Linked DNA regions of Mus musculus: region 2 is linked to region 1. Evidence: chromatin loops called from intact Hi-C (ENCODE). Cell type or tissue: left cerebral cortex. All regions are shown on one strand. Links, peaks and the distances in the headings refer to the core of each region. The heading gives the core; the rest is flanking DNA.

The links. Peaks named below come from ENCODE experiments on the same cell type or tissue, not always from the same donor. Only the 100,000 strongest peaks of a DNase experiment are listed, where the experiment ranks them.
Region 2: it touches region 1 in a loop (2.2-fold over the local background); 3 of 42 quality-filtered maps call a loop at or near these places.

Annotation. Positions count from the first base shown.
Region 1 is chr4:151,154,034-151,159,404 of GRCm38, reverse strand. All of the region lies in intron 7 of Camta1 (calmodulin binding transcription activator 1), which reads left to right. It overlaps Gm52711 (a long non-coding RNA gene), which reads right to left and starts at 811. Exons shown (of 3, transcript XR_003955319.1): 1 at 622-811. In left cerebral cortex, for the core only: CTCF peaks have their summits at 943 (motif pointing left) and 2,270 (motif pointing left); DNase peaks (open chromatin) are centred at 2,266 and 3,730.
Region 2 is chr4:151,237,960-151,243,330 of GRCm38, reverse strand. The region is part of intron 6 of Camta1 (calmodulin binding transcription activator 1); the gene reads left to right. Among named protein-coding and RNA genes, the nearest start is that of Gm45960, 17 kb to the right of the region's middle. In left cerebral cortex, for the core only: CTCF peaks have their summits at 2,683 (motif pointing left) and 3,812 (motif pointing left); DNase peaks (open chromatin) are centred at 381 and 3,837.

The DNA of each region.
Region 1 (5,371 bases), core at 134-5,133:
GCTGCCCATTAGGAAAGAGTACCCCAGCCTCTTCCCAGCTAGCAGCCAGACTGATGCATCAAGGCTTTTAAGCTGTTCCTAGCCCTTCCCTGAGCACAATCCTGCCCAGCTGTCCCCACCTTAGGGCTTTATTTGGAGCACCCTGGATGGCCAGATGGCCCTGAAGAACAAGCAAGACCTGAGTTTCAGCAGGCCTCCACCACCCTCAGAAGGCTCCAGCCTTCAGCCAGCTCAGCCCAACTGTCTTCTGGGAACCCCACCATGTCACTCTAGGTCCATAGATGCCTATGGCAGGTGTCTTCAGCTACAAAATGAGGGCCAAGTCGGAAAGTTGCCTGGAAAGAGATCCTGGGCCTGGGACAGCAGCCACCTCATTCCCCCACTGCTCCTGCATTGTCCCACAATGTCATGCACACTTGCACATATAAATACCCACATGCACACAGCACCCTCGCCATCTTGGACACCCATAGACCAGGACACACACAAGAGCTCAGAATGGGGAAGGTTTGGTTTCCTGACCCTATGACTTCTGAAACTTTCTCCAAAGCAACCCAGACCCCTTGTCTATGACGAGTCAAGGCCAAGGGCATGTTGGTAACCTGCCAGACTAGGACGTACACATGAGAAGTGGCTCCGTGGCTCCATGGCTCCATGGCTCCATGATTTGGGTGACAGTGCCAGCAAGGGGATGCTGTGTAAAAGGATTTCCAGCAGAGGTCAGAGGCTGGATGTAAACTTGGCATCTCTGAGATGTGTGAAGGTAGCACCCCCTCTCCCAGACTTGGCCAGTACACCTGAGCTTTCTGAGTGGCCATGTCCTCTTTCCTGGAACGGGTGACAATGTTGTCTGTGTGGCCCTGAAATGACATCATAGATGTCAAATGACCCATGTAGTGGCTGTAGTTAGGAGGAAAAACCTGCCCAAAGGCCAGAACAGCGCCCTCTGGAGGCCAAGCCCTTATCTCACAACCCCTGTGTGCCCAGCAAGGGCACCCAAGGGCTACCTGGACATCTCCTGTCTTCCTCCAGCCAGAGTGGGACCACTGAGCTCTGTGCTTTGGGAAGATGCCAGACAGGAGGAAGCCCAGGCCATCCCTCGGGGAACCCAATCAAAGGGGGCCTGCTGAGAAGGCATCACAGGGCTGTCTCAAGGATAGCCATGCTGTAGGGGCCCCAGGCCACCAGCCCGGAGGATGGTGTGGCGGAAGGCTACAGGGCATCCCAGGCAGTGTGCGGAACATAGAGAAGGAAGCAGAGGCGATGTGAGTAGAAATGGTGTGTCAGTGTCAGGACTGTGGCCTGCAGGGCTGCAGGCCTTCAGGACTCTGAAGCGATGGGGACCATGCTGAGTTTGGGGTTAGAGGCCCAGGTGACGGTGGGGATGGAGAGTGGGCTGAATGTTAGTGTGAGAGAAGAGAAGAAGCCATGTTGAGCATGGGAAGCGGGAGTCATCTGTGTTGAGTCCGGGGTGGAGGCCATGTTGAACTTGAGGGAAGAGATATTGTGTTGAATGCTGGGTAGAGGCCATGGTAGGCGTCAGTGTGGAAACCTTGTTGAGTAGGGGTCAGAGCTGGAGACCATGTGAGAATGAAGAGATTGAAGCCATGTTGAGTATGGGGAAGGGAAATCATAGGAGAGGCCCTGGTGAGTGTGGGCTGAAGGTCATAGTGCATGTGGGATAGAGCCATGTTGGCTGTAGGGTAAAGGCCGCTGTAAGCACGGGGTGGTGGCCGTGGTGAGCGAGAGGCTAAGGGTGCTCTTCTAGATCCTAGCAGTCCTCAGATGCCTTGACTCTTCTGTCTTTACTGGAAATGGTTTTAGAAGCCATGTCTTGGCCCCTCTCCGCACACTCAGCAAGGGTCTTTTCCAGTCCCAGGGCAGCCAGCATAGGCTAGGGAGACTGCAGACAGGGACCCCACAGTGTGAAACTGAAGCTTCAGAGGCAAAGAAGAGACAGGGCAGTACGTGATAGCACCTGCCTTTCCTGGGAACTCCCCACCCAGTCCCCACAGCAACTTCCCATCTGTCCCAAGAGGCTCACTGGTGCTCACCTGAGCCTTAGGGGGTACGTTCAAAGTATCATGTTTTCTCGTGATTTTTTTCAAACGAAGACAAACTCTTCATGGGGCAGGTGTTTATTTGTCTTGCTTTTTTGCTTAGATTGTAATCCTGGTGATTATGGAGTATCAAGACATAAAATCAACAAGGGTGCGCCTTCCCTGCGCCTTCTAGACCAGTTCCTGGTCATTTAGCGCCACCTGGTGGCCAGTCATAGTAGCACGCTTCCAGGATGTGCCTAGCACTCCTGCGGGAATTATCTGAGCACAGCCTGTGGAGTGGGGTGGCTGGCCTCAGAGTGACAAAGCAACTGCCCACGGACTGCAGATGTGGCCATGAGAGGAGCAGAGTGTCAGAGACCAGCCTTGGGTTGACTGCTGCTAGGGAGGCTTCATCCAGTGTCCCTGCAGTGGAGGAAGAGCTCTGGGGTAGGAGTGACAGACTCTAAGTCAGGTGTGAGCTTTGGCGCCCAGGCTCACACCTTGGTGTCTGGGGTTCAGAGCACCTTCTTTTTCGGATCACTGCAGCGCAGGTGAGCCCCGAGCACAGAGCAGCCAGCGGCAGGAACCATTTCATTTCTGAAGTACCTGGGCAGGTCTAGGAAAAGCAGGCTTTGGGGGCCCTGTCCAACTTTGTTCTGATGTCTAGGGTGGAAGCCAGCCAGGGGACTCTGGGTGTTTTACAAACCGTTCTCATGCTAGACTCTCCAGGCTTGTATTTCCTAGAAACTCTAGCCTGAGGCAGACACCAGAAAGAGGCAAACCCAGGGCTCTTGCTTGGAAAGCTGAGCTAGCACCCTCACCCTTGGACTTCTTGGGATGGCAGGGAGGCACGGTCGGAGATTTATCAGGGAACTTCCAGAGGGAAATGTCCCGGAGATGGGAGACCTAGTTTCTGGGTGTTCCAGAACTGAGATGTCTCCCTAGGCTCCTAATTAAGAACTACAACCCTTAATATTTTCTGGATTTGTAGTTTGAGTCTTGGTGCCAGCACACAGTGTGATCTCTTGGAAGCCATGAGGCTGGGGTTCAAACCCAGAGCCTCACGCATGCTGGGCAAGTGCTACCACTAAGCCACAGTGCTAAGCCCTTTTTCTATTTTCCATTTTGAGATAGGATCTTGCTAAGTTTCCCGGACTGGATTTGAACTTATGCTCCTCCCATCTCAGCCTTCTGGGTTGCTTGGATTTCAGGCCTGTGCCACCAAGGCCTGGCTGACACGGGGGGGGGGGGGGGGGGTGTCCTTGCTGAACACTTGTTGACTGTAACTCAAGAAAAGTCCTGAGTATGGACCATACCTATACCTTTGTCCCTGGGGCCAAGAATAGCAGCTCTGTCCTTAGGGAGAGAAGTCTTGTGTCCTGCAGTCACTGCAGGACCTGAGAGTCTGGGAAAACAAAGATAGACCCCCAAAGGCCTGCAGAGGATTCCCTGTGCCCTCTGCTGTCCCTGGGAAAGGAGCTACTGTCCTGGAGCCTCAGATTGGCTGAGCCCTGCTCTGCTCTGCCACACTCCTGGCTGCAGACCTCATCCTGCTGCACCTTGGCCATCTTCCAGCCTGGCACAGAGGTGGGTGCCTTTGGCAGACACCTCCCACCCCTGCCCGTGGGACCTTGGTTTGTTTTGCAAATGTTCTTTTTTTTCCTTCAGGCTAGATTCTATTGAGCGGATGTGTCCCCCAGAAAGAACATGCTTCTGATTTCCTGCCTGTCCCTCGCTGCTTGTTCTTTGAGGCTCCTTGGGCACTTGTACCCGTAGGCTGTTCCAGAAGTCTCCTTTGGCTTTCTCCTCCCCATTCACCAGCCCAACCAACCTTTGTGGCTTATTCTCAGACCTGCCCTAAGCCTGAGAGTCAAGGGTCTGATTCTAACTCAGAGATCAGCTCGCTAAAGAGGAGACGCTCTAGTGAAGTGTGGCACTCCATCTCCCTAGGTTTTATGTCTCTGTAAGAATCAAGATCTCTGGACCACATAGTGGAGAGTTAGAAGGGAGTTTCCCCTAAGGGAAGCCAGCCATATGAAATGTCCCTAATTTCAAGTGGCCCTGTAGGACTGGGTACCCAACTATTTACGACTACATGTTTCCCCGTTGACTGGCTCTTCCCTCAAGTAGCGGGAAGGACTAGGGACTCCAGGTTTGAAACCGACACCAGAAGCAACTCCTCTCGCTGCCACACTGATCTTCCAGCATTGCCAGCAAGTCAGGGTTTCTGGCACATTCACTACCATTGTGAAGAGTCACCATCCCAGGGAGAAGAGGCTAAGCTCTCAGCCAAGGACAGTTTCTAGCATGTCCGTCCACCTTTACGGTTTTTCCAAGCCAAGGCTACACTATCACCATGTGGTCTAGATTCCCTGATTTAGGCATCCCGGCCCCTCACATCCAGTGTCCCTCTCCTCTGAAACAATATGGCCAGGGTGAGTTCCCCACTCCACAGCTGACACCAAACCTCAGCTTCTGGCTTTCTCCAGAGGTGGGTGTGACTGAGCATGAAGTCTAGGTCTCCCAGTAGAAAGGGGCTTCTAGCATGCTGAGTCCCAACACAGCAACCAGGCTCCTTGGAGATGCTGCACGCAGAGGATCCTTGCACACAGCCAGTATGCACGCCACGCCTAACCCTCAGCCCCGATGGTGCGCCTCCAAATGAGAGCGGAGATGGGGAGCTGACTAGCATGTGGGTGTCTGGATATGAGAAGTTAAATCTAATGAAAACTTCATCTAGTTGAACCAAGAAATCAGAAGCAGGGCCTTTATTCCTGTCAACAAGGATACAGTGAGGATGAAACCTACTCACGGCTGCCATTTCCTATTGACCTTGTTGCTATGGTGACAGCCTTTGAGCAACAACAATTCCGAAGAATTCCAAAAGGGCTCTCATTCACTGGCAGCTAGGCACAGAAATGGGCTCTCTCTCCAGCTGACTATGTCACATGGCTCACAAGTAGGGTGACCCCAATGACCAAGCTGGCCAGGGAGTGTCTCTGGGTCAAGGGTAACCTGGTTTGGACAAGTTAAACAAATGGCCATCCTTGCGTGGGTCACTCTTGTGTGGCAGATTCTGGGTGGATGTGCAATGAGGACGAAGGGAAAGGGTGATCCAGCAAACCCTGGGACAGAGACACTGTGCCACAGAGACACTGAGAGAGAGACACTGTCACACAGACACTAACACAGAGAGAGACTACCACAGAGACACTGACACAGAGACACTGAGATAGAGACACTGACACACAGACACTAACACAGAGAGAGACTACCACAGAGACACTGTCAGAGACACTGACACAGAGAGAGACTACCACAGAGACACT
Region 2 (5,371 bases), core at 210-5,209, 84 kb before region 1:
GGAACTCTTTGGGACGCATGTTAGAGAGGGCTTCTTGCAAGGAACTCCGGCTGGTTTCTTTTTAACCAGAATGAGATGCTTACTGTACAGACCTATTTATGTGCATGAGATTCGAGGCTCCAGCGTTAAGGTTCCACCTGATGCTAACTAATAGCCTTAATTGCAAATCCTTTATTTATAGACTCGGGTTCTAACAACCTCTGCCTGGTATTAAGGTAAATGCTGAGTAAGGCAGGGGTGGGCAGAGGTTCCCTAGCGGCGCCCCCTCCAGAGTCGGAGAAATCAAGAAACGGGCCTCATAAAACCCAGCAGCTTCCTCCCCGGTGGAGGCGGGCTCCCAGGGGGCAGCCAGTTGAGAATCTTATGCAAAATAGATCTCCGAGTATTCTCATTAAACCAGCCAGGCCTGACTCAGCGCTTTGGGGTGAGTAGAGAGCCCCACCCTGCCTCCGCAAAAAAGAAAAAAAAAATCAAAGGAGGAGGAAGACACAGTATCTGAGGTCGCTCACTCCTGGCCCTGTGCAGGCTCCCGGCCTTTGCTCTGGGTTCCAGTTTCCCTGTTCTCTTCTTCACTTCCTGCCAGAGTTCTTCCATGGTTCTGAAACAGACAAGATTTTGGCGGCGCTAGGCCACGCTAGTTCAGTGTCCTTGCTCTGGAAAGAAACTGGCAAGGGCTGGACAAGGCCCTCTGATCTTCCTTGCCTGCTCTGCTCTGGGGAGGACGTGTGGGCTATCTCTGGGTACCCTGCCCAGCAGGAGTTTTATCTCTGAGTGGCAGGCGCCCACATCTGTGTGAACCTGGGAATAAGATGTGAAACTTTCTAGTTGTGGGCCCACTGAAGCCTTCCCTCTACTCCCAGCCCTCGACCCCGCCCTGGCTCTGAGGCCGGATGTGGTAACACTCAAGAGGGCACCTGAGCTGCCCTCCCTGAGTCCCCTGGCTGAGTGCTTCCACCCCAGGCCTCAGGTCTAATGATTGCACACATGCGCGCGCGCGCGCGTGCGCGCACACACACACACACACACACACACACACACTGCTCGCTCATCTTCCTTGCTCCTCTGTTCTCTGACGTCACCTCCTCTAAGGAGCTGGTCACACAAACTGGGTGTGGTAGGCTGACACCCCCACACACACCTTGACTATCCTTCCTGTGGGTTCCAGGCTTAAGCAGAGGCTCTGGTCCAGCCAGGTAACAGTTGCTTAATGTCAGAGGGTGGCCCTGAGCATCTGCCCGCAGGGCCTCTTCCCCACAGTTGACAGATGTAGCTCTCCTGAGCAGGAGGCATATGGCCCAACCAGAAGGCATGCATCCCCCCACAGTTTATGGGACAAAGCATGATTAAGTGGACAGGACTTGGGGATATCTTTGTGGAGGACACTTTGTCTCTGACCCTCTGCTGTTAGAGCACCCAACCCAAACAGTTGGTGAGGTTTCTCCCCTCCCCGCTCAGTTCGAATAACCCCAGCCGCCAGTATACACTCTGCCCAGAGACTGACAGCCATCACCTTCAGCCCCTCAGCTCCACAGGCCAGAGAGCCTCGTCCAGAACAGCAAGCAGCACAGCCCCAGCTGCAGCGAGCCCAGCACCCCAGCTCTGCAGCGAGCCCAGCACCCCAGCTCTGCAGGCGTCTGGCCTCCACCAGACTCAGGGTCAGTGGGTGAAGGGCTGAGGCCAAAGGCTGTATTTCAGGAGCCAGGTCTGGGAAACATATCTGTGATATGCTGGGTCCCATCTCCTCAGAGGGAGCCTCTTGCCCTTGAAGGGCCCCCAGAACGAGAAATGGAGCAACCTGTTCCCTGGAAACAGCTCAGTCTGTCCTTGTTAATCAATCACTTCCCTGGAGACCAATCCAAACCCTTTAGCCCCAGACAAATAGAAGCACTCCTGAGCTCCTTGGAAGACAGGAGATGCTAATTGCGGGTGGCTTTATTGGGCGAACACTTTTCAGAGGGACACTCCATGTCCAGGCAGACCTTGGAGGGTAGAAGAAAGGCCGTTTCTGGAGTTTTCACTCACAGCTGTGACTGACAAGGGTGGACCTCCTCCTCTCAGAAGGGCCTTCCCCACTCTTCTCTTTCATAAAACAGACCCCCACACACACACACACAAACCACACACCATGCACCCTCCTTTGGCATCACCCCTGGACCAGTTTGTTTCCTGTTTCATCATTTGATAGATGTGAATAAATGTGTGCACATCACACATCAATTTACCTGGAAGTAATAAAGCAGAGGCCTCAGGACCCTCAGTTAGGTGTGAATGGTGCGCCCACAGATGCTTAAGGACCAGCATCCTGGTGGGAATGGGCATGGCGGTGGGAATAAGGAGCCTGATTTGTAGTGTTTGCCAATTTCCATCATGGCTGATTTCAAACTACAGACTGGCATCCCTCAAGAACATCGCGTAGCCTGAGGTTTTTGGGTTTTAGAGTTTGTACATATGTGTAATGAGATACAGTCACCACACCTGGCTTTTAGCGTTTGTCACAGACTTTTCCTCTGTCTCTTTGGCACTCAGGAATGTCTCAAGGCTAGGGAATGGAGCAACAGTTCAGTGGTTAAGAGCAGTGGCTGCTCTTGTGGAGGTCTCAAGTTCAGTTCCCTGCATCCACATGGACGCTCACTACCTGTAACTCCAGTTCCAGGGGAATCTGTCGCCACCTTCTGGCCTCTGTAGGCACTGCACTCACATGTGCAGAAACATACACGCCAGTTAAACCACCCAGACACAAAATAATACAGAAATGGTTTTTAAAAGGCTCAGGGTTTAGAGCAGTTTGGATGGGGGATACTCAGCCTTTGTCAACACGATGTCCTTGGGGCACAAAGCTGAGAGAAAAATACATGTTAGTGGATTGGTGTCTATCACTGTCTACAATGTGTAACAGTTATGTAAGCCCCAGCTCTAACCACCCAAGTCTGTCTTTGCTTACGACTCAGACGTTTCTGGAAAGGCCACATGGCACTGACTGTTCAGACCCATGGGAGCCTGAGCTTAAACCAGGTAGCATAAAGCTGGGGACACAAGTGACCCCCATCTTCTTCATTCAACCCTGGAAGGGTCCAGGGCTCACACAGTGTGCATCCCCAATCCAAACTGCTCCGAACCCTGAAACCTTTTTTAAAAAGATTTATGTATTATTTGTTTTTGTCTGGATGTTTGGTTGCGTAAGTGTCTGCACACGTGACTGCACTGTCTATAGAGGCCAGGAGATGGCGTCCAGGAGTCCTTGGCATCCAGGCTTTGAAAGGTCTGGAAAATTCATTTAAGCTCTCAGTTCTACCAGCTACAGGGGCCTAAACCCTGTCTCCTACCAGCTGCCCTCCCATCATCTAAGACTCTTCCTGTGGGTGGCAGTCCCCAGATCCACAAAGCCTGCGGCCCCCAGGGTGAAGGCTGCCAGGGTAGACTCCTCCACCGGACCTCTCACATACTTACCCTGTGCACTGTTTTAGAAAACTTTGTGCAAGCTAGTGAGAGGGCTCCGTGGGTAAGGCCACCTGATGCCTAGCCTGACAACCTAAGCCTGATTCCCCAGGGAGAACCAACTCCTACAAGCTTTCTTCTGACCATCCACATGCATGATGTGGCACATGTGCCCATGATCATGCATGTGCATGCGTGCCACACACACACACACACACATGCAATTTAAAATTTTTAAAAGAAACCATTGACTCTACCTAAAAACCTTTCAATCTCACACAAGCCTGCAGATTACGTGGCTCTTCTTGAAGACCGGAAGCCTCAGCCTAGTGAGTCTAAACGCCCCCCTGTGGCTACAACAGGGAGGAGCTGGTGTGAGCAGCTGCCCCAGATAACAGGCTGGCAAGCATCTGGCCACCAGCCACACCCCACGCTCTCTCTCTCTCTGCCCAGTACTCAGGCCAGCCAACAGCCAGGCCGCCATTTCTCACACCGCCAGAGCTGTGGCTTTTTTTCTTAAAGAAATACTCACAGCTGCTCAGGTTGTTTTTACAGAAGTGGCCAGTGAAGGATGGGGCGAGCGGTCCATGCATTCAGAGGGGAAGCACTCGGCATATTTCTTTGTGGGAGAGAAGAATATCCCTCTCCGGCCAATGCACTGGATCATTCCAGAGGACCTATCATACCAGCTTGTGGAAACAGCGCCTCCTAGGGCCGTGTGCAGCACAGTGCGCAGCCCAATCTGTGTGTCGTGTGCAAAATGGAATGAGAGCACACGTGTGACATCAAGGCCCAGGGATGGGAGGCCCCCTTGTGGACTGAAGCTCCCGATGGACAAATCAGGACATGTGTCAGAAGAGCCTCGGAGCTAAGATGCTGCGAAGAGAATGAAGCATTGGCCTCTGCTGGGTTCACCCTTCCCGCTGCAGGGGTTTTAGGCCAAGCCTCTGTTCCCCCTACGAACCTGGCTAGGAAGCCACTTCCTCCAGGAGGCCTTACCTTCCTGAAAGGTCATCACACCTTCCTCCGAGTTCCCTCTAAACCCTGTACCTGCCCTGTACAGCATCATTCTCCGTGTTACGATTCTGTTGACATGATCCAGCCTCACTGCAAGGGCCATGTCTGGTTCATGGAGGTGGGCCCACTGCCTGAGACTATGCTGGTATGTGAATGAGGAGGTTCAATAAGGAGATGAATGGATGGACAAAGAGATGGATGGGTGGATAGATAATTACATGGATGGGTGGTGAATGAATGGTCAGTTGAGGGGATAGATGGAGGGGTAGCTGGATAGATGAATGCAGACATGCATGGGTGGGTGGGCGGGTGGGTGGGTGGGTGGGTGGATGTATGGATGGAGACATGTGTGGGTGGGTGGGTGGGTGCATGGATGGAAGGATGGATAGGTGGATGGATAGATGGGTGGGTGGATGGATGAATGGATGGATGGATGGATGGATGGATGCAGACATGTGTGGGTGGGTGCATGGATGGAAGAATGGATGATGGATGGATGGATGGGTGGGTGGATGGGTGGATGGATGGATGGATGGATGGATGGGTGGACGGACAAATGATATAGAAGTTGCTCTCTGAGAGGCCAGATTGGGGCCTAGCATCAGAACTGAAGAGTGTCTGGGCTTAGACAAAGTGAGCTCAGTCTTGGAACCAGGTTTCACCAGAGGATCAGGACTAGCTGACACTCTTGTCATGAAACCACTGAACAAACCAGCCTGCCCAGAACAGTGGCCCCAGCTGAGGAGAGTTTCAACAGTCCTACGTCCCAGGTATGGGTCAGACCCCTTCCCACCCTAGGCCGAGAGTTCAGTGATGCCCTGACTTCCAGGAGCACATGTCCACGATGCAGAAAGGACTGCATGGCTTATGCCTCACAGACTTGTGGATCAGCCCCCTCTCTTGCCTCGGCCTCCCAAGG